2 separate regions of the Homo sapiens genome follow, and region 2 is linked to region 1. Evidence: chromatin loops called from intact Hi-C (ENCODE). Cell type or tissue: lower leg skin. All regions are shown on one strand.

Region 1 (8,000 bases):
CATCCCGGCCCCCAGGAGTACACAGGGGTTTGGAATGGCACCCTGACCTCCTGGCCTGATGTGCTTTCAGGAAAAGCACAATCCCAGCAGCTCACATGAGGCAGTGGGAAAACAAGCCTGTGTCACTGCTGTGTGTGCACGTGGGTTACAACACATTCCTTCTTTATCCTGAGAGGTCCTGTATTCCAGGGAAGAGTGCAGAGCAGCATGTTGCTTACCACCCCCTCCACTGACTTTCAGGGCCCTTCTGTGAGGCCAGCTGACCTGCCCAGGAACCTTGCTGCCCTCTGTTGTTGAGAGCTGCAGGGTTAGAGGCACCGCATACCCTGAAGTGTGCGGGAGGCTGAACAGGTGCCAACACTCCACCCCTCACCAGCCCTGGACAGCTCACCTCGCCAACCCTCTGTTTCCTCAGCTTGTAAAAGGAAGATAATGCCACATGAAATGATGAGGAAGCATCTGCCCCACCCAATTAAAACGTAAGTCCTAAAGGACAGAAATCACGGATGGCAGAGCCAAGCGCAGGGACCTACTGGGGGAAAGTGCTGAATAGGACTCTGATGAATGGCTCTGCGTGCTCCTCATCCTCCTGGCTTTAACAGCCAACTGGTTCTAATTGCTTCTAGCTGGCTCCAACTGCTTCTAGGTGATGCTAACTGCTCCCCTATGCCCATGCTCTCATCTTCCCTGTCACTTCTGTGCAAACAATCCCCAAATTCGGTGTCTCCAGCCCTGGATTCTTACCCAGTCCAAAATCCCACATCTCCAACTGCATCCTGGCCATGTCCACCTGCCTGCCCAGACATCTCAGACTCTGTCACAGAATGGACTCCTAGTTCACTTTGCTCCACTTCCTATTTTCATTTTAACATTGTTATTAAAGCATGATAGATTTACATTGAAGTGCACACATCACAAGTAGACAGCTTGATGAACCTTCATGAATGGACACACCCAGGTAACAAGCACCAGATCAAGCAGCAGAACATTATCAGCATCCCAGAAGTCCCCCAGGGCCCTCTTCCAGGGATGACCAATGGCCTGACTTCTGTCTGCTTAGCCTGTTTTTGAACTTTGTATAAATGAAATTATACAGTCTGTTCTCTTCCATGTCTGGCTTCTTTTGGTCAACATTGTGAGATTCATTCATACCATTGCATGGAAGGGTAGACCACCCATTCTCTTGCTGTGCAAGTACAGTATGACTTACCCAATATATTGCTGATGGCAATCAGATTGTTTCCCTTTGGGGGCTTTGATGAGTCCTGCTGTACTGAACTTGATGGTGCATGTCTTTTCTTGTGACTATATGTACACATTTCTTTTGTGTATAGTCCCAAGAAGGAATTGCTGGGCCATGGATTATGCATTTCTGCTCTCAGAGATGCTGCCAGCAGTTTTTTTGGGTTTTTTTGGTTTTTTTGGTTTTTTTTGAGATGGAGTCTCACTCTGTCACCCAGGCTGTAGTGCAGTGGCGCGATATTGGCTCACTGCAACCTCCACCTCCCTGGTTCAAGTCTCCCAGGTAGCTGGGATTACAGGCGCCCACCACCATACCCAGCTACTTTTTCTTTTATTTTTAGTAGAGACGGAGTTCTACCACGTTGGCCAGGCTGGTCTGAAACACCTGACCTCAGGTGATCCACCTGCCTCAGCCTCCCAAAGTGCTGGGATTACAGGAGTGAGCTGCCGCACCTAGCCGGTGCCAGCAGTTTCTAAAGTGATCGTATCAATGCACATTTCTACCAGCAGTGTGGGTAAGTTTTGGCAACTCCACTTCCCTGCCAACAATTGATGCCATTTTTGATTCACCCTTCCATGCCTAAGGTATTTCTTTTTTCCTCCAGAATGATCTCATATTTTCAGCCCTTTCCTCTCAGTACTGTCCTGCTTCAGGAGAGCTCACAGTGAGGCTCCCTGGCACTGGCCCTCAGGCCTCCCCGTGGACTGCTCCCAGATAAGCTCCCTAAATGCTGCTTTCATCCTCACACTGTTCTGTCCACAGAACTTCAATTACTCCTGATTTCCAATTACTTTAGAGTTATATCTGTTCATCTGGTTTTTGACACTCTGCAAACCTGGTCAATAATCCAGAAGACCTCATCTTTCCTTTGGGCTTCATAATTCCTACATATCATTTTCCAATGTCATAATCTCTCTTCCAGTAAGTCTCCAGCATCAGCTTGTTTGGCAGGAAAACTGTCTTCTTTGTTAGCAGTTCTGTAAGGAACCCTCCCTCCCTACTAGCTGGAGAGGGTAGTGGCAGCAAAGCCTCAGAGAATTTGTTCCAACACCCTTGTTTTCAGAGAAGCCCCAAAGTTGTAAAGAACTTTTTAAAAAATCCTAATGACTTGGCAGGTTTTCATAACTTTCTTAAAGTGGCAACCACCACTTCTTATTTGTTACTATTCTTTATTTAATACGAAAACAGGCAGAACTTTGGAGCTACAGGCATCAAGCATCTGCTGCATTTAGGGAGGTTTTATTTTTATTTATTTATTTTGAGATGGAGTCTCGCTCTGTCACCCAGGGTGGAGTGCAATGGCACAACCTCGGCTCACTGCAACCTCCGCTTCGAGCAATTCTCCTGCCTCAGCCCCCCAAGTAGCTGGGATTACAGGTGCCCACCACCACGCCTGGCTAATTTTTGTATTTTTAGTAGAGATGGGGTTTTCACCATGTTGGCCAGGCTGGTCTCGAACTCCGGACCTCAAGTGATCTACCCGTCTCGGCCTCCCAAAGTGCTGAGATTACAGATGTTAGCCACCATGCCTGGCCAAAGGAGGTTTTAGACCAGTAGAAAGTGTTTGAAACCTTCCATCATTACAGAGAATCATAGAAATGCATGGAAAATAGAGAGCAGGCAAATGATGCTTATTTCTCCCACGTTAAGAAGAAAAATCAGACTGCTCTGTGTTTAATATTTGCTTACAGTTTATATAGTTATTACTTGAATGTTGTATAGTTATTAGAATGTTATGTAGTTATATATATAACATGTTATATAGTTATATAGACTGTTATTATAGTTATTACTTGAATCCTACTTTATATAGGAAATCCCAATGCATTCTAGTTCATATTGCCCATATTATTGAACGTAGAGCATAATTTTGCTATTTTAAATGGCATAGGATTCATAGTTGCATCTTGTCTTTGATAATATAGTATTTTTCTTACTTGTACTTTATTTGATGGTGAGTCCTTTGGTAGGGGCAGTAGGGGCTCCATGTCTGGTCATTGTATCATACAACATGAGGAAGGGAATGTCAGAAGATGCTATCAGTTCTGATGCCTTATGCAAACATAAAGAAACAGTGCTTTCCTTGTGGACATAAGTGGGGGCTAGATTCACAGGCCATGACTCACAGCACACACCTTCTAGTCTGATCACAGGCTGTTTGCAGCCCCTAAAACAAGCCATGCTTCTCTTAGCTTATCCTTAAGTCTCTCCCCTGAAGGCCACTCTCTCTTTTCCTGCCTTCGCTAAATGCTACTCAAATATTAAGGGCCTTATTAGGCCAACATCTTTAGTAAAGTTCCTTCTGCTTACTCTAGACTCTACTGATATTACCCAAACTCTCTTAATCCTAAATTGTGTCTGCCCACAATTTAGCACTTAATTGCATATCACATAGTATCATTTAAGGGAGACTTAAAATCTGGCAGTTCTTGATTGAACTTGATGGGCATCCCGTCCCTCCCTGGAAGACCACATAATGGGTTCCCTTTTAGCTAATGATATTACAAACCCCTTGTGTGCTAAGGAAGAAGCATTATTTTGCCCCAATGTCACCATTGATCTTATGCAGCCTTGACTTTCACTGATGCTCCCTGTGTCTTATTGCCTCCCCAGGTGCAAGAATTATCTCACACCTCACACCATTCCCTGGAGTCCTGAGGACTTACCCAGATACTCAGTAGGATGGGAAATTGGGGGTGAAAAATGACAGTTAATTGGAAGGGCATGGCCTGCAGCCTGAGAGAAGTTGCTGAGTTTGGAAAGTAGGAAGGCGGTGAACTGGCCAAGGGATCATGAGTTTACAGCTTGTGACCACGATGTAAAGGAAGGACCGGTCCCATTCCACACCTGATCCTTAGGGGCCTCAGGCCTCTGGGTTTGGCAGCTGGGATTGGTATTGTTCTGTGTCATCCACAATGATCTCTGCCAAAGAGGGCCTGAAGATACAGGCTTCCTTCCTGCTTGCCAGCTTCAGAATGGCTCGGGTGTTCCCAGAACTGGCCAATCTATGCACCTAGAACTGAGGCTTGACACTCCCCAGGTTCAGGGCAGTCCTAGAAGCAAGCTAAAGCCTCTCCCCTTGGGGTAGATCTCCAAGGCTGGCATCCTGGGAGCTTGGTGCATAAGGCTGATTCACCTGCCACAGGACCTATGAGCTCTGTGTGTGTCCCCAGTGGCAAGGGCATTGACCCTGGGCTACCTGTCCCAGTCACAATTCTGGACCCCTGCTCTGAGGGCTATATTTAGAGGAATTGTACCCCGACTTCCCTGCCAACCTAGAGACACACACACCCTATCTCAGGACCTCACAGGAACTCATCCTAGTCTTCAAGTATCAGAGTCGTTCACCCATTTATTCATCCATATACTCAACAAATAACTATTATGAATCTCCATGAGCCAGACACTGAACCTGGGGCTACATCAGTAAACAAGACCATCCCAGACTCTGCCCTCAGGAAGCTAGCCAGTGAGTGGGGAAGCTCTATAAAGCAGACAGTTGCAAGATCCTGTAATTACGGTGAGAGGAAAGAGAAATATTTTGGGAGATGCATGCCAATGACTGTGGCCTGAAGTTTGACCTTTTCTCCATCAGGCAGTCATAATGGAAGATGCTTACCCACCCCTGTCCTGGGGTAGGAGGGATAGCAGATGGGATGGCAGTGTCATTTAGAAAATTGCCTTCAAAATGTCTATTTTTATAATGTAGGCTACAGAAAGTACAGTTCCACACAGTGTTTTGTTATTTTGGCCTTTTGGACAAAGAAGTCATATGTATACTGGTGTGGTATAGGAGAGAATTACTGCAGGGTCCCTGAATTTACAAAGATCAGGGAATCCAAGGTGGAAAAACCAGGGCATGGAACCCACCAAGAAAATGTTTCAAGAAGTCCCCTGAGACCCTGGGGTGGGGATTGCTCCTGCAATGCAGCGGGTGTCAGTCCTGTGAGTGGGCAGGATGCAGAGGCCTCTGGCTAAACCACACAAGGTGCTGCCAGACTCCCTGGGCTGGAGGAAGCCCTGCCCCTGTGTGTGCAAGCATCACCCTCCCGTGACATGTGATGATGTCTCATGGTAACTGATGGCCTCAAGGCACCCACCAAACCTATATGAAGCAACCAGCACCACGCAGAGGGTGGGACCTGATGGAGTGACTTGATGAAGTTTAATGGGAGGACAAGGCTTGGCCTAGAGTGTTGCCTTCCATTGGTGTGGCCCAGCATGCAACGGCACACTCCCTGCTGCCAGCTGGAATGCCACCATGACTCACTTGGGCTCACCATGGCATCTCCAAACAAGACATCGGAATTTGTAAACTGTCCCCACTCCAGGGGCTGAATTCATGCCTTTTCACCTAGTCTCAAGGACAGGGATGCTTTACAGCAGTGCTTTCCAAACAAATCCCCTGGGGACCTACTTAATGCAAATTCTGATTCTGAAGGTCTGGGTGGGACTGAGATGTTTCATTTCTAAACAAGTTCCAGGGGATGTCAATGTTGCTGATCTGGGGACCACACTGTGAGTAGCAAGACCTGAAAACATTCACCAAAGTGAGTGAAATTTAACCTTCACTTCTCCTTCACAAGGAAGGATGATCGGCTCCACCATCTGGTGCTCACTCAGCAAGCATTTGTTGAGCCTAGGAACTGAGATAATGGTAACACCATTGGCGGAAATAATGAAGTCAGAGACAGGAACTGTTGTTTTAGGAGAAATAATAATAATTACCTTTGCTTGAATGCCTGTCCTGTTCTATGATCTTGTTTGATCCTTATATTTGGAAGGTAGATATTATTAATCTTCATTAATTTCATAGTGGAATTAGGCTCAAAAAGGTGAAGTGATTTTCCCTGAGGTGTCATTGCTGGCTGGAAATTGAACCTGGTCTATTAAACTCCAAAATCTACCTGATCCCACTGTGAAGCAGTTCCTTGTTCTAGAGAGTGGGGAATTAGCGTTAAGTAGATTCAGCATAGTGGTTCGCAACCCTGCCTGCACGTTAGAATCACCAAGAAAACTTTAAACCCCCCCACACCCCAAACTAATTACAATAGACTCTCTAGGGGAGGGATGCTCTATCCACATTTTTTAAAGCTCTCCAGGTAATTCCAATGTGCAGACAAGCCTGGGAATCGCTGAGTTAGCCCAACTCTTCTCCTAAGAAGTGAGCAATTGAGAAGCCAATAAATGAAATGGCAACCTTGTCAGAACTAGTATCTCTCCATTCCTTCTCCAGGACTGTTTCCAATAAACTGGCTAAACATAACATGCTGTAGTGGGATGAAGCAGAATGGGAAAGAAAGTAGGATACAGGAATTTGCCAAGGGAAAATACATAAGGAGCTGAGAATCCAAGCCAACACTGGAGGCAACACACATTTAGGAGCTGAGGAGAAGATTCTGAAAGATAGAGAATTTCACCAAACTAAAATCCTTAACATCAAGAACAACATTTCTTCATTTAGGAATCCTCCTGTGTTTGGCATCTCTTACACGATGGATGAGTGAACGGAGGAAATGAGAAAGGTGGTGTGGCTCTAATGGACAAGAAAGTTCAGAAGCCAAGTTGAGTAGGAAATGGGTGTCACATTGGGATTGAGGAAAGGCATAATAACAGGTGAGATGGCTTTACCCAGTGTGAATCTACTGAAGGAAGGACTATAAAAGTGAATGGCCTCCATGAGGAAGTCATATTGTAAGGTTTTCTGATTAGGATTAGGATGATTTTTAAATAATAGAATGGAATACACCAAGTAGAGAAATAAATGGAACAATCTGCTTGAAGCAAAAAAAAAAAAAAAAAAGGCTTGAGGCTACTCTAGGGACCATAATGCCATCTCTTGCCATAATCAAGAGAAAAGGCCAGAGCCCCCCACCATCTCCTCAAAGAGAAATCTTAGATAACAGAACAAAGTTCTGGGTACTCCACCAACCACCTGGGATGCCCCTGGGTAACTTCATCCTTCAAGGCTGTCATGGATGTTAAAATGAATTTCTCCTTATTAAACATTGAGGATAAAAAGCTATTGAGGACCAAGTGTGGTCTTCCCCTATAATCCCAGCATTTTTGGAGGCTGAGGTGAGAGGGTTGCTTGAGGCCAGGAGTTCAAGATCAGCCTGGGCAACCTAGCAAGACCCCTTGGTTACAAAAAATAAAAATAAAGCTATTGAGCAATTGGTTGTGAGACTTACATGGCAGTCAAGTCTCTTGGGGGTTCTGTAGACCCCAGGTTTTACAAAAGTGTGAGTCAGAAGGAGCCAAAATGCTAAGTGATGTTGGGCATTAAAAGTCCACATGGGGATATTGTTTTACTCATCATATCACAAGGGTGTTTAAGTTTCTGCCTAGGATTTTCCATCTCACTCAACAATGTTTAATTCATTGTCCATGTTGATGTGGGTTTAATTGTGAGATCACAGACACTTGTCTTCAAAGATGACATCTCCTGAACCATGCCTTAGACACTCTTCTGTATGAAGGAAGGACATTTCCTCACCCATCCTCACTCCCCTGGCCCACTTTCAGACCTCCACTGACACTTTGGGACTGGCTGGCCGGCGTGCCATTGTGTCATGCTGCTGGGGACTAGAAAGCTAAGTGACCTACCCAGGAATAAACTCTTTGACTTCCCTCACATCAGCACATCCTAGCCACCTCAGGCCCAGGACAAAACTAAACATTAGCCCCCAGTTTAAATATGTCCCTTGGTCCAGGTGTTGGGAGAAAATAATCAGCAACCTCAGCTGAGTGAGAAAAA
Region 2 (8,000 bases), 270 kb after region 1:
TTTTTTGTTTGTTTGTTTGTTTGTTTGAGACAGAGTCTCCCTCTGTCACCTAGGCTGGAGTACAGTGGCGCGAACTTGGCTCACTGCAACCTCTGCTTCCGGGGTTCAAGTGATTCACCTGCCTCGGCCTCCTGAGTAGCTGGGATTACAGGTCCCTGCCACCACGCCCGGCTAATTTTTGTATTTTAGTAGAGTTGGGGTTTCACCATGTTGGCCAGGCTGGTCTCAAACTCCTGACCTCAAGTGCTCTGCCAGCCTTGGCGTCCCAAAGTGCTGAGATTACAGGCATGAGCCACCGCATCTGGCCTCTTCCTCTTCTTAGGAGAACACCAGTCACTAGGATTAGGGCCCCACCTCAACGGCCTCCCTTCAATTTAATCACCTCTTTAAAGGCTCTGTCTCCAAACATGGCCACATTCTGAAGTACTGGCTGGCAGCTGGGACTTCAACATATGAATTGTGTGTGAGGGTGGGGTGCATGATTCATCCATAATAGTAGGGGGAGGAAGGAGATGATGAATATCAATTATGGATTTAAGATTATCTGTAAGAACAGGAAATATAGCTGGTCCTGCTAACTGTTTCCTTTGTATGTGTGTGTGTCTGTTTTTGGAAGTTGGGACTTGAAGAAGTAGTGATAGGATGGAGTAAAAAGTGGGGTATGGATGCATCTGAACCATGTGGGGTCAGATGCTGTCAATGCCCCATCCACATCCCTTCAGTACCTCTCAATTCCTTAAACACACAGTTCCAACTGTCAGGAACTGTGTTCCTGCCTAAGGACCCTCTCAGACTGTTCCCACTCTCCAGCGTTGGAGGCAGCCCAGAAGTGCTGGGAAATTAATGCCTCCTAGGAGCATTCTGCAACCAGTGACTGACAGGAGTTGGTGAATAAATACTCCAGCTCCCTTGTGGCTTAGGTGCAATATCTCCTAAGTGTGTGTGTGTTCTTTTTTTTTTTTTTTTTTTCTTGAGACAGAGTCTCACTCTGTTGCCCATGCTGGAGTGCAGTGGCGCGCGATCTTGGCTTACTGCAACCTCCACCTCCCGGGTTCAAGCAATTCTTCTGCCTCAGCCTCCTGAGTAGCTGGGATTACAGGCACGCGCACCATGCCCAGCTAATTTTTTAATTTTTAATAGAGACAGGATTTCACCATGTTGGCCAAGCTTGTCTCGAACTCCTGACCTCAGGTGATCCACCTGCCTCGGCCTCCCAAAGTGCTGGGATTACACCGCACCCAGCCCCAGTTGTGTGTTCTGCACTGTTTCCTGGGAGTCTTCAACAAGAGTAAGCTCCAGCTGCCTGCCATGTAGCTTACTTGATAATGCACACTGTTTTTGCCTTTCTTCCTTTCCCTATCTGGCTTCCCCACTTCCATACTGGCACTTTCTGGAAAAAGTACTTGTACACAAATCCTTATCTCGGGGTCTGCTTCTGATGGAACCCAAATTAATATACCAACAGTCTGTAGAATAGCTCACATTTACTAAATTTAACACATGTACTCGTTTGGCTTCACTCACTTTGCACTCCTTATTTCTCTTTCAAGTGGTTGTTTCTCTAGCTATGTTTTCTTATGGGCCACTAATTCTTTCATAGTCTCTACTATGTGCCAGGTGCTGGAGATACAGCAGGAAAAAGAATAGACAATGGCCCTGCTACCATTGGGGTTCCAGTCTAAAAAGGAAGACAGGCTTTGAACAATTAATTTCAAGGGTGAATCATATCATAACAAGGAAAATGGAGGGGGAGGAGAGATACAGTAGTTGGATCCAACCTAGTCTGAAGGCAGAGATGGTGTCTCGCAGAGGAAGTAACACTGCAATTGACCTCTGAAGGATTAGTACAAAGTAGTTCGGCACCATCTCCATTTGGCTTCCCTGACCAGCGGTTTGTCTTTTTGAAGCCTAACAATCACAAATGTGGCAAGGGATCAAATAAAGCTTGGAAGAGCGATATGGTCAACACAAAAATACGAAACAAATCCCAAATTACCAAGAACCTTTATTTAACCTACCAAACTAAAAGAGCAATAAAATAAAAATATTTTCCATCCACAAAACGGTTTTACATCAACTACACTGACCAATACAGAGAAAAGGGAAATCCCTGAGGAACTGCCAACAATAAATAATATACTTAAAATAGAATGTTCTGAGTGTAAAGGAACATTTCCTGAGCCCGTTCAGTTTGGGGAAATTTGGCCCTTTGCAAAATTCAGTTTCTCAAAAGGATATCCAACTGATGCAAGTTTCCTGTCATGACAAGAAGCTGTCATGTTCAGTAGCACCTTACACGAAAGGTGGGGAAATAGGCCGGGCGCAGTGGCTCACGCCTGTAATCCCAGCACTTTGGGAGGCCGAGGCAGGTGGATCACCTGAGGTCAGGAGTTTGAGACCAGCCTGACCAACATGGTAAAACCCTGTCTTTACTAAAAATACAAAAAATTAGCCAGGTGTGGTGGTGGGTGCCTGTAATCCCAGCTACTCAGGAGGCTGAGGCAGGAGAATCACTTGAACCCGGGAGGCAGAGGTTGCAGTGAGCTGAGATCATGCCGCTGCACTTCAGCCTGGGGGACAGAGAGAGACTCTGTCTCAAAAAAAAGAAAAAAAGATGAGGAAATAATCAATCTTCTTCTGATCAATTTGTCCATAGTTCTGGAAAAGCTACTGCACAGAGCAGGAGAGGAAACTATTTGCTCTCTGTAATACTGAAAAACTGAGAGTGCTATTTTAACTTGTCAATAACTAAAAGGTACCATTTTCTCATAGTGCACAGGTGTTGTACAAAAAGTACATGACCTCCCTGCTGTTTGTGAGTGAAAAAGGAAAACCCAAATATTTGTGAAAGTGTAAGACGGATGCATTTAAAATTCTGGGGTCTAGCAAGGGAAAGATTCTCTGTGAAGACCCAAAATTGAGGACTGGTTTTATAACTCTAAAATTATCTTGAGGAATGGAATCAAAATATGGTATTTCATTGATTCTAAGATGTATTTTTTTCATACTTTAGCATCTTAAATTCAGATGGGCTTGGCCATCAATAGTCTGTCCCAAGTTTATTGGCAACTCCTCGACCCCACCTTCTTAGTGCAACATAAAATAATGGCATGTTTTACAATCAGTGGCTCCTTAAATTAGATTAAACATCATGCTCTGTAGTTCAGCATACACAGGGATCCACATAAAAATAAATCTGACATTTAAACCCTGGTGATTCTCCCAACTGAAAAAGTGCTGGCAAAAATATTTGGCATCTTAAATTTCAGCATGAGCATCACAACTTCAGGAAGGGTTAGAAGAATAGTGATGTGGGTTGGGCTCAGGCTCTAGTTCTGGTTCTGTCCCTCATCAGCTAGGAAAACTGTAAGGAAATTAATTTCACACTTGTAGGCTTTATTTCCTCATCTGTAAAATGAGAAAGTATGATCAGGCGGCTTCTAAGTCTTCCAGCCAAAAAGGAAGGTAATTTTAAATCTTGCACCACTGAGGCTGTGTGTCGCCGTGGAAACTCCACAGCCAGGCTGCCCAAAGCCAAAGGAGCCACTACTGCAGTTGGTGGCTCAGAATCCTCTGCTGCCACCTCTGCTCCTCAAGTGGATGCTCCAAATCCAGAAGTGGATTTCATGCTTCCCATGTTGAAAACCTAATTCATTCATAACCTGAGTAACTGGGAAAGAATAATTCTTCAGAATGGGGCAATTTGTAAACTTCAAAAAACTGCAGAACTCTACTTGCTTATGTTGTCCTAAATGTCTACCATAAATTTTAAATCTCTAAAAAATTATAGCAAGGGTTCACTTCAAAGTCTTCATTGCTGACATAACGTGGCTATAGGTCCTGCTGCTCTGGGTGCCCTTTCCATATCACAGAAGCACTAGCCGGAAAAAGCTCTGGTTTCTGAAAGAAAATAACAAAGAAATTTCCTCTGAATGAAAGGTGCTTGTCAATACTCTCTCCTACCTTGAGAGTATATTCAACAAGAATAAGGGTGCAGGCCAAGGAAAACAAATGGTGAGGAATGGGTATTCCAAGCAATGAGAAATGGAATGTGACGATAACAGCATTGCTTTATGGTAAATAATACATACATTTACATTTTTATACATATTTCAAATTTGAAATTTTTAATCTATCTTTACCTAAACATGTTAGAATTAACAACAGGAATAGCAGCTAAAATCAACAACTACAAAACAAATCACAAATTCCTAACTCTTCTTGTTTAAATTTTTTTTTTTTTTGAGACAGAGTCTTGCTGTGTTACCCAGGCTGGAGTGCAGTGGCGCAATCTCAGCTCACTGCAACCCCCGCCTCCCAAGTTCAAGTGATTCTCCTGCCTCAGCCTCCCAAGTAGCTGGGATTACAGGCACCCGCCACTGTGCCTGGCTAGTTTTTGTATTTTTAGTAGAGATAGGGTTTCACCATGTTGGCCAGGCTGGTCTCAAACTCCTGACCTCAGGTGATCCGCCCGCCTTGGCCTCCCAAAGTGCTAGAATTACAGGCATGAGCCACCGTACCGGGACCCTGTTTAAATTTATTTTCCAAAAGTTCATTCAAACTATTTTAATTGTTGTGATAAGTTGCTTAGTAAGTTATTCACTAAATTAGACTTCCTTCTTTAAAATTTTCTGAAATTCAGTATATGTTGTATACTGAATATGAATGTGTTGTATACTCCCTTTAGTAAAATTTTCTGAAATTGATGTATATGTTGAACCCCAACTCATTGAACTGGCACAGATTCCAGTGAACTCCAGTGAAATGATATAACTCAAGTACATGTGTTGGCACTAGCATCTTGCATTCAAACATCACACTCTTAGACTCTGAGGAACTACAGTTGTTGGGTCAAGTGGTACTATTAAGCTACTAGAATATATTCTTTACCCAAACAAGTAAGAACAGAAAAGAAAAAGGTAAAAAATAAAAAGAAACACTTAGGACTGCCAGTGACCTGCCCATCATCTACACAGTGCTCCAGAGAGCAGGTGCCACATCTGAATTCCAAGTCATTGATTTACCAGGTTTCCACTCTGCCTCTAACTAGGGCCTTGCCCCTTTCCATGAGAAAGAGGGAGGCTTATGAAATGAAGAAGAAATGATGACTGATTGTAAAGACTAGCATCTATTTGTAGATTTGTAGGTCCTAAGTTATATATAGTTAAAGAACAGGGTACTTTATGTCTTCAAGTTCCATATATTTTATAGCAAAGTTGCTTAAATATTAAATATATTAAGCAATTATATTAAGCAATTTAAGGACTTATGTTTAAATATAATAGAAACCAGCTGATTCTTTCCTTTGACTGAGTCTTGCTCTGTCGCCCAGGCTGGAGTGCAGTGGCGCAATCTCAGCTCACTACAACCTCCACCTCCTGGGTTCGAGTGATTCTCCTGCCTCAGGGTCCTAAGTAGCTGGGGCTACAGGTGCCTGCCACCATGGCTGGCTACTTTTTTGTATTTTTTGTTTGTTTGTTTTAGTAGAGATGGGGTTTCACCATGTTGATTAGGCTGGTCTCAAGTGATCCACCTGCCTCAGCCTCCCAAAGTGCTGGGATTACAGGCGTGAGCCACTGTGCCCAGTCATTAGCTGATTATTTTTATGTAATTAGGACAAGTTGGCATCTGTCCTAGATAGCCAGTTGGCTATAAGTCACAAAGTAGGTGTTTTTAGAGGACTGGAGACAAACAATGTTTGATGTGCTCACTTTGGTGGTATAGAACGCTATAGAAAATCACCCTGGAGCACTGTTAAAATCTGTTTAGGTTGATAAATGACAGTATATGTAACCAACACCAAACCAGGAAGGGTGAGAGAGAGGCTGTTGCCTTTCTCTGTTGACTTCTGGCATCCCACCCACCCACTGCCTGCCACTTGGTCTTCTGATACTGTTATCCAGGGCATACAACTAACAAGAAATGCGAAGACGTGTAGTTCAGAAGTGTAGCTCAGTCCACACTGAGATCAGGAATATGTAAGTGGATCAACCCTTTAAAACAGTTTTTAGTCAAAGCAGTAACACATTTTCATTGCAGACAAATTCAAAAACAGGAAGGAAAAATATTACCTATTTAGGAATATATCTCTTCAGACCTTTTCTTAGCTCGTGTGTACCTATATAATTCTTTTACCCCAAGATAAGCCCACTGGGGTAAAAGAATGATACTTTATGAAGAGTTTTTTTTAGTATCGCTACTTTGGCTTCTGAGGCATTTCTTCACATCTGTGAAGAATGATTTTGACTTGGAGAATGTTCCAAGCACCTGAGTGCCTAAGAAAAAGTCACCATGCAGTATATCTTTGCAGCTACAGTTGGCTTAGCAGTGTTCAGTCCTCGTCTAAGAATCCTCATGGTTTGCTTATTCAGAGCAATAATAATCTGCAGGATGACCTCCATGATGACCTTGTGTGTATAATGAGTGTGATATCATTTGCACTTCTTTTTATTTGACTTTTCCTCTTTTAGATGGTGGGAGAGTAAGCTAAAATCTAAATTACTTTAACAGTGAGGATGATGTGTGTTTTGTTGATGAGCACTGCCTTAAATCCAGGTGTGTAATAACTATAAAAGAGCTTAATAAGAGCAGATAAAGAGGGCTGGGCATGGTGGCTCATGCCTGTAATCCCAGCACTTTGGGAGGCTGAGGTGGGCAGATCACTTCAGGTCAGGAGTTCAACATCAGCCTGGCCAACATGGTGAAGCCCTGTTTCTACTGAAAATACAAAAAATATTAGCTGGGTGTGGTGGTGCATGCCTGTAATCCTAGATACTCAAGAGGCTGAGGTGGGAAGATCACTTGAACCCAGGATGTGGAGATTGCAGTGAGCTGAGATCGCACCACTGCACTCCAGCCTGGGTGACACAGCGAGACTCTGCTTCGAAAAAAAAAAGCAGATAAAGAGTTACTGTGGAATAATCAATGAAGGAAAAATAACCTCATTCAAATAGGTATGGAGGGGTCTCCAGTCTGCTTCCAGCTGTGGGATCCACAGAGGTGTCCTGAAGGGACAGCATGCTGGCCAGTGTACCTGCCTCATGCAAGGCCTTGCTAGTTTGTGGTAGTGTTATAAATAAGGTTCAAAGGCTTCAATAGCACAATTACCAGTCTACACATGACTCAATTATGTGAAAAATAAAGGTTCTTACCATTGATTTTACTGATAGAGCAAACTGTAGTCATCAACCAAAGAGTAATTGGGATCATCTGCAAAAGGCAGAACACAGAAAACAACAGTAACATCAATTTTTCATAATAAGATCTCACCCTTTTCAAGCCAGGGCATTTCACTTACAGATTCTGGTGTCTATCCTTTTGTAAAGAGAAAATAGATCTGCCAACAAAAACTATAAATGGTAGTCACGACTCCAAACCAGAGGACATTCTGGAAATCACTATTCTGACTTCTTTGCCCTTTTTCATCCATGCTCAGGTACAGTACCCACAGTAAAATCATCTTTAAAAATGGACAGAAATAGCATCCTACATTACCAAGTGGTAATTCTAAAACAACAAGAAATAAAATACCTTAAATCTTCATATTGTTCAAAGATATAATTTCAGCCACTACAGTTTTTTTTCCATCACTAAATTTTTAGTGAACTGTTAAGTGCAGCATAAACTGTCCTCCTCCCTTATTGATAGGTTTTGGCTCTGTGTCCCCACCCAAATCTCATCTTGAATTGTATCTCCCATAATTTCCACCGTTGTGGGAAGGACCTAGTGGGAGATAATTTGAATCATGGGGGCAGTTTCCCCCACAATGTTGTCCTGGTAGTGAATAAGTCTCACGAGATCTGATGGTTTTATCAGTGGTTTCCGCTTTTGCATCTTCTTCATTTTCTCTTGCCACCACCATGTAAGAAGTGCCTTTCACCTCCCGCCATGATTCTGAGGCTTCCCCAGCCATGTGGAACTGTAAGTCCAATTAAGCCTCTTTTTCTTCCCAGTCTTGGGTATGTCTTTATCAGCAGCATGTAAACAGACTAGTACACTCA

Evidence for each region. Hi-C counts contacts between places; a loop is a spot of excess contacts. Peaks named below come from ENCODE experiments on the same cell type or tissue, not always from the same donor. Only the 100,000 strongest peaks of a DNase experiment are listed, where the experiment ranks them.
Region 2: it touches region 1 in a loop (2.3-fold over the local background); 8 of 110 quality-filtered maps call a loop at or near these places.

The regions. Positions count from the first base shown.
Region 1 is chr18:45,710,108-45,718,107 of GRCh38, forward strand. All of the region lies in intron 6 of LOC105372093 (a long non-coding RNA gene), which reads right to left. It overlaps LOC105372092 (a long non-coding RNA gene), which reads left to right and starts at 3,042. Exons shown (of 4, transcript XR_935422.3): 1 at 3,042-6,859. In lower leg skin, no CTCF peak of the experiment used is centred here; no DNase peak of the experiment used is centred here.
Region 2 is chr18:45,981,551-45,989,550 of GRCh38, forward strand. It overlaps PSTPIP2 (proline-serine-threonine phosphatase interacting protein 2), which reads right to left. Exons shown (of 15, transcript NM_024430.4): 14 at 7,152-7,209; 15 at 1,986-3,900. The coding sequence ends at 7,160. Among named protein-coding and RNA genes, the nearest start is that of EPG5, 18 kb to the left of the region's middle. In lower leg skin, no CTCF peak of the experiment used is centred here; no DNase peak of the experiment used is centred here.